Regions from separate parts of the Homo sapiens genome. Here region 2 is linked to region 1. A link is a loop called in an ENCODE intact Hi-C map of the cell type or tissue named here. Cell type or tissue: A673. All regions are shown on one strand. Each heading gives the region's core, and the rest is flanking DNA. Links, peaks and the distances in the headings are about the cores only.

The links. A loop is a pair of places that touch in the nucleus more often than their neighbours do. Peaks named below come from ENCODE experiments on the same cell type or tissue, not always from the same donor. Only the 100,000 strongest peaks of a DNase experiment are listed, where the experiment ranks them.
Region 2: a loop joins it to region 1, with 2.9 times the contacts of the local background. A loop is called at or near these places in 3 of 110 quality-filtered maps.

Annotation. Positions count from the first base shown.
Region 1 is chr4:15,477,693-15,480,575 of GRCh38, forward strand. CC2D2A (coiled-coil and C2 domain containing 2A) reads left to right here. Exons shown (of 37, transcript NM_001378615.1): 3 at 1,031-1,114. Among named protein-coding and RNA genes, the nearest start is that of CC2D2A, 9.3 kb to the left of the region's middle. RefSeq lists an enhancer at 1,210-1,860. In A673, for the core only: a CTCF peak has its summit at 1,442 (motif pointing right); a DNase peak (open chromatin) is centred at 1,509; H3K4me3 peaks cover 1,268 bases; H3K27ac peaks cover 1,398 bases.
Region 2 is chr4:16,197,779-16,200,692 of GRCh38, forward strand. The region is part of intron 3 of TAPT1 (transmembrane anterior posterior transformation 1); the gene reads right to left. Among named protein-coding and RNA genes, the nearest start is that of TAPT1, 27 kb to the right of the region's middle. In A673, for the core only: a CTCF peak has its summit at 1,575 (motif pointing left); DNase peaks (open chromatin) are centred at 323, 693 and 1,533; H3K27ac peaks cover 1,152 bases.

The DNA.
Region 1 (2,883 bases), core at 384-2,883:
AGGATGCAGCTCAGAGGACAAGTCAGAGATCAGGTCACATACACAAAGGAAAGGCCCAAACCAAGGCTATTCTCTCGTTCGACCTCACTTCCGTCCTCTGTTATTGCGGTTCATGTCTTCCCTAACCCCAGTGGCCAAGGGCAGTCAGGAGTAATTGAGGTCTGGCCCAGAAACCTGCATGATATTTCTTTGAAATTATATATCCTTAAAATTCATACTTTGTGTTCCGAATTTGTTTCAGTATAAAAACAAAAAAATCCTAATTTTAGGAAAAAAAAATCTAGTAAGTTTTGTGTACCCCAGAGAGGTTCTGTTTATCTTGCAACTTTTTGTTCACCCAGGGGCACTTGTGCCCCAGTCTATAAAACTCTAGGACTAAAACATTTTAGAGCTCGTAGACTTTAGAGCTTTCAGCTCTAACATTTTATGACTAAAATATTAGAAAGCGTAAGGTGGAAAGAGGAAACGAAGTTTGCGCTGTTAAAGGATTGTTTTCCTTTTCAAAAAAAAATCTGCCAAAATTTCCTTTAACTTGAAGCATTTGTGATGATGTAACATGTATCATTATTATCCTTTTCCTGCTGGTAAGGCTGGAAAGCAGAAAAACTTAACCGGTGAAATCCCTAATATGATTGTGATGTCTGTCCTAGCAGATTCACTTGTTAGTCGCCTTTCTTAGATTGTAACTTTTAAGAGCAGACAGCATGTGGCTTTCAATTCTGTGTCCCAAGAGCATGGAACATAGTAAATGCTCAATAAATGCTGTATGCATGAATGAGGACCTGGAACAATGGAAGATCCAACATCATCTCGTGTATGATGGTCCAATATGGATACGACTTTTCGAAAACATGTCTATGTTGAGAAGAGTGGATGATGAGAGCCGCACAGATTGTTAACTGTCCCCCAACTCACACTCAGCATTACTGGATAGAAGCCCAGGGTCAAGATGGGAGTTTTAATTTTAATACCTAAAAGTCATACCTCTCTTCCTGTCTTAAGATTCTCTCCCTTTTGCATTTTCACAAAGGAGTTCATTGAAAATGATGAGGATGCAGACATGGGAAGACAGAATAAGAACTCAAAGGTTCGAAGACAGCCAAGAAAGAAACAGGTAAGAAGTGACAAGAAACTGTGTCTGCGTATTGTCATTGATCAACAACCCGCCTGCATCCCCAGGGCCATACAGAATCCACAAGGGCAGCCTTCCTTCTTTTGGTACCAACTTTTGGCCTGCTCTGGGGGGCTGTGAGGCGGGGATGCAGATGGGTGGTCCAGGGTGCAGGAGCCTGATTCAGAGACTTATAGATGAGCCTCACAATAAGGCGGGGGTCCATACTTAGAGCATTTTTACTCTAAGTTTTCTCCCATCTCCTGAGAGAGGACTCTAGAAAAGATGGAAGGAGCCTGTTTTAGTGCTTCATTGAAGGCCATGGACTATGATGGGCAGTAGATGGCAGTACACGATTACAAATCTTGGGAAACTCCCTCTTTTTCCAACTCCAAGCCCAAATTCTGTCTTTGAGGCAGAAGCCAACTCCTTTCTCCCGAGCCTGCTGGCAGATCCTCCCCCACCTCTCCGCAGGAGTTCCCCTCCTAGGCTGGGAGCATCCCGTGCAGGGTAAATCTTTTCAAGGTAAGTCCTTGGTAAGAAGTTGTCCTCTGAGAAGGGAGGCAGGGAAGCAGCTATTGTGGATGGGAGCTCTGCTTGGAACAATCAAGATGCCAGCAGGGGAGGGAGGGGAGAGAAGCGCCATTTTGAGCCAGCAGTCACGTGAAGGGGCTGCAGAGAGGGGTGGCCAGGAGAGATGAAGAGGTCATAGGGAGACAGAAGAGACCTCCCTCCTAGCTCCCCCCTTGCTCAGCACACTCCTCGGGGCAATCTGGGCAGAGGAGTCACTTTCAGCCTTTCAAGGGAGGGTCCAGGTGGTTGGGGAGGTACTGCCTGGCCACGTGGGCTAGCTCTCTGGCCACTCCTGGGGACTGAGGAGACCCACAGCCAGACACAGCTCCGAAGCTTTAACCCCTTCCTGTGGGGTCAGTCTGCAGCCGTGCAGCCCAAGGCCAGGGGCTGTGGAGGCAGTAGATGAAAAGGGTTCAAGCCTTTAGCTCCACAGTCACAGGCACAGTGAGCAAGTGGGTGACTAGTGCCAAGGCTGCCACGGAGCTTAGACTGAAGAGGAGAAAGGGGCAAGGATGGAGAAGGGAATATAACAGCTCTCAAATGCTGAGCAATTTATGGGCCAGGCTTGGAACTTTATAGGTTGGGAGCATTGCAAGAAACGTAGTTGCACTCCAGAATCAGAATCACATGGGGACTTTTTGTTTAAATAAGTTCCATCCCGGGCCATCTATTTACGTCAGAATCTCTGTGCTTTCTACAGTGACTCAAACATTGTAGCATCTCAAAAAATGGGCTCTTTTTATTATTTTTCTTTTACAGATAAGAAAGCAGTGTACAAGGAAGTTAACTAACTTGCCCAAAGTCCCACAGTCAGTCTGAGTTTGGAGGCAAGCTTTAGTCTATCTGTCCTCAAAGGTGTTATTGCAAATTCTGCTTCCTTGTTTTCCTTCACTGAGAGTGTGGGGAAGGAACCAGAGGCTATTCTTGGGGGGTGTCCAAAGGGTGGACTAAATATTTGCCCCTGAATTACCCAGTAACACTTTAGCTGCTGTTTGCAAACTATTTGAAGTTGGGAACAAACTGATTTTCCTGTTTCTCTTTCCTCCAAATTCCTGCAGAGCTCTACATATTTTACCTAGAAAAAGTGAAAATAATAACGTTATTTGGGGACGCCTTGATAATTTCACAAAAGCATTTCTAGAGAAATTCTGGGTTGGCACCTCTTCCCTGGTGGGTACTCACAGTGAGTCAGGTGACAG
Region 2 (2,914 bases), core at 288-2,787, 720 kb after region 1:
CTACTCTTATCTGGGAAAGAGGGAAGATATACATAAGTGAATCTGCTTTTAAAGAATTTAGATGCATTTTCTAATTTTTTTTTTAAGTCTACAACAAAATATTTGTGGGCAAAGATTTTTCAAGGTTGTTAATTCATCAGAAACTATTTCAGTGAAGTATTCTTGAGATCACTGAGGACAGACATTAACTTTTAGGGAGGGAGTGCATCCTTGGCAAACACCACACACAAATATGACTGCAGATAATTACCCTGCCAACATCTCATAATGAACAGTACTTAAACAACAGGGTCAAAGCCAGCAAAACACCCTGCTGGATGAGCCATCATGATGAAGGCTGGGTTTACTTAAGGCACTGTAGAACCACCCTTGTCCTCAGCCTTAGTGAAGGGACAGGGTCTTTATTTTACTTAAGTCAAAAACCATGGCAAGTTTGCAGAAGAACTAGAAATAGGTTCAAATATTAAGTTATGAAGCAGAGAACACGGGGGTCTATGTGCTTTAAAAAGCTTCTCACAAATGCTGTACAAGATGTAAATCTGCAAACAGATGAGGTGAGAACACTGATCTCAAATATAAAAAGAAGGCAATAATTTACATTATTGATGTGATACTGAACCAAACAGTTCTAGAGTCTGCAAAGAGTTACTGTTTTCACGTCAGCATTGTGATTAATTTGACAAATGGACTGTTTCCTCCCTTTTGTGAAAACAATTTCAAAGAACAAAGAGACTAGGAAGACAGTAAGTTTTTACAGAAAGAAGATTGAAATACAGGAGAGTGAAAAAAAAAAATTATTTAAAAAATTGCAATCAACTTCTTTGCCAGTCTATTTCACTTCTTCTTATTTCTTTGAAAAAAATAAAGTCAGACTGAAGGAAAGAGCACTTTTTGCTTGCTGAAAAGGATGGAACATGACATCACTACAGGCAAGACAAATCGAATAATCTTTAATGGAAGTAGAAAACACAGGAATAAAAGCTATCAGAAGGCAAAATCTGGCTATTTCTAAATAATCATTTGGTAAACCTAAAAAGTATTTTTATATTCCAAAATATTTGAAAGGTCTTAGACTTAATATTAACAATAGCTTTGTTTATGTAACTTTTACCTTATCAAATATTTCAAGTTTCGTGACTTTAAAAATAATGCTCAAAGAGATATTTTCTAAATTGCTCAAAGAAACAAAAATTGCAGCCTATATTACTGTAAGCACAAATTACTCAATTTTGATAAACCATACTTAAGGCACTAAGACATTAGGCAGGATTTTCATATTCTGTGTAACCTGGCCTATCCTCAAAGCATTTATAATTGCCTGAACTCCGTTTCATTTAAAATTTAAATGAAAATTTAAGTTTCATTTAAACTCCTATCATTTAAAATTGCTGAAACAGTTATATAATTTTAACTGCATTTCATGTTTTTATACATATAAGTATTTATTAGTGATAGCATGAAATTAATTTTTCAGTTAATCCAAAGCAGAAATAGTAAGAAGTGTTTGCAGGGGAAATCCTCAATGGAGTCTTAAATGTCATGTGTAACAGGCTGCCCTCTAGTGTCATTTTAGCTATAAAACTTTGAAAAAAGAAAACATCTTATTTTCAAATGATACTCAAATTAATTTAGATTCAAAGTATTTCAAACTAATGTAAGAAAGCAATCATCTTATGCACTACAAAAAATCTTAAAATATCTAAAAAAGGTTAGAGGTAGGGATCATTAACCACTAGTAAAAGTAAATACTGGCAGAGGATTTAAGATTTCCCAGTTCCCTGTAACATCTTTTAGTTTTTAGAACAAACACTTTAAGAATTTTTTTTTTTTAAAGAGACAGTCTTGCTCTGTCAACCAGGATGGAATGCAGTGGTGCAATCACAGCTTACTGCAGCCTCGAATTCCTGGGCTCAAGGAATCCTCCTACCTCAGCCTCCCAAGTAGCTGGGACTACATGTATGTGCCACCACAACTGGCTAATTTTTTATTTTTTGTAGAGACAGGGTCTCGCTATGTTGCCCAGGCTAGTCTTAACTCCTGGCCTCAAGCTACCCTCCCACCTTGGCCTCCCAAAGTTCTAAGATGACAGGTGTGTACCACCGTGCTGGTCTAGAAAAGACTCTTCTAATGCTATTTTATGTGCCCTGTACCCCCACGTAACAGGGGCTACACAGAAATGAACTTGAGTGCAACACAGTTTTAGATGCCTGTACAATATAACAAGGTGGAACTTCAAACAACTGTCCCCGAAGAGAGACCCTTGGGATCACTGGCAAATCACCACTGTTACTTAGTATACCTCATACGTGTGCTAACCAATGCCCAAGGAAGGGACCACTCCAGAAGGAATACAGTCATTAGCTTATCTATCATTTTAATGTTTTACCACATTGTGCCAACAGCCACTAAGAACATGACATGTCTTTAAAAGCCGTCCACATAAAGATGGCTAGAACATGAACTTGACGCACACTGTTGATCAAAGAATAACTAAAAAGTAATGTAGCTCATAATGTAGATGTGAAAAGCCCTACATAGTATTAGTTATTTTCTTTCTTTACTTGAGACAGGGTCTCACTCATCACCCAGGCTGGAGTGCAGTGGCATAATCATGGCTCACTGCAGCCTTGACTTCTCAGGGTCAAGTGATTTTCCAACCTCTCAGCCTCTGGTGTAGCTGGGACCACAGACATGTGCCACCATGTCTGGCTAATTTTTTAAATTTTTTGTAGAGACAAGTTCTTACTATGTTGCCCAGGCTGGTCTTGAACTCCTGGCCTCTAGCGATCCTCCTACCTTGGCCTCCCAAAGTGCTGAGATTACAGGCATGAGCCACCACATCCAGCAATATTAGTAATTTTATGTCATGTGTTTCACCTGACTTTATCTAAATTTCCATGTTTCTATTCGCTTT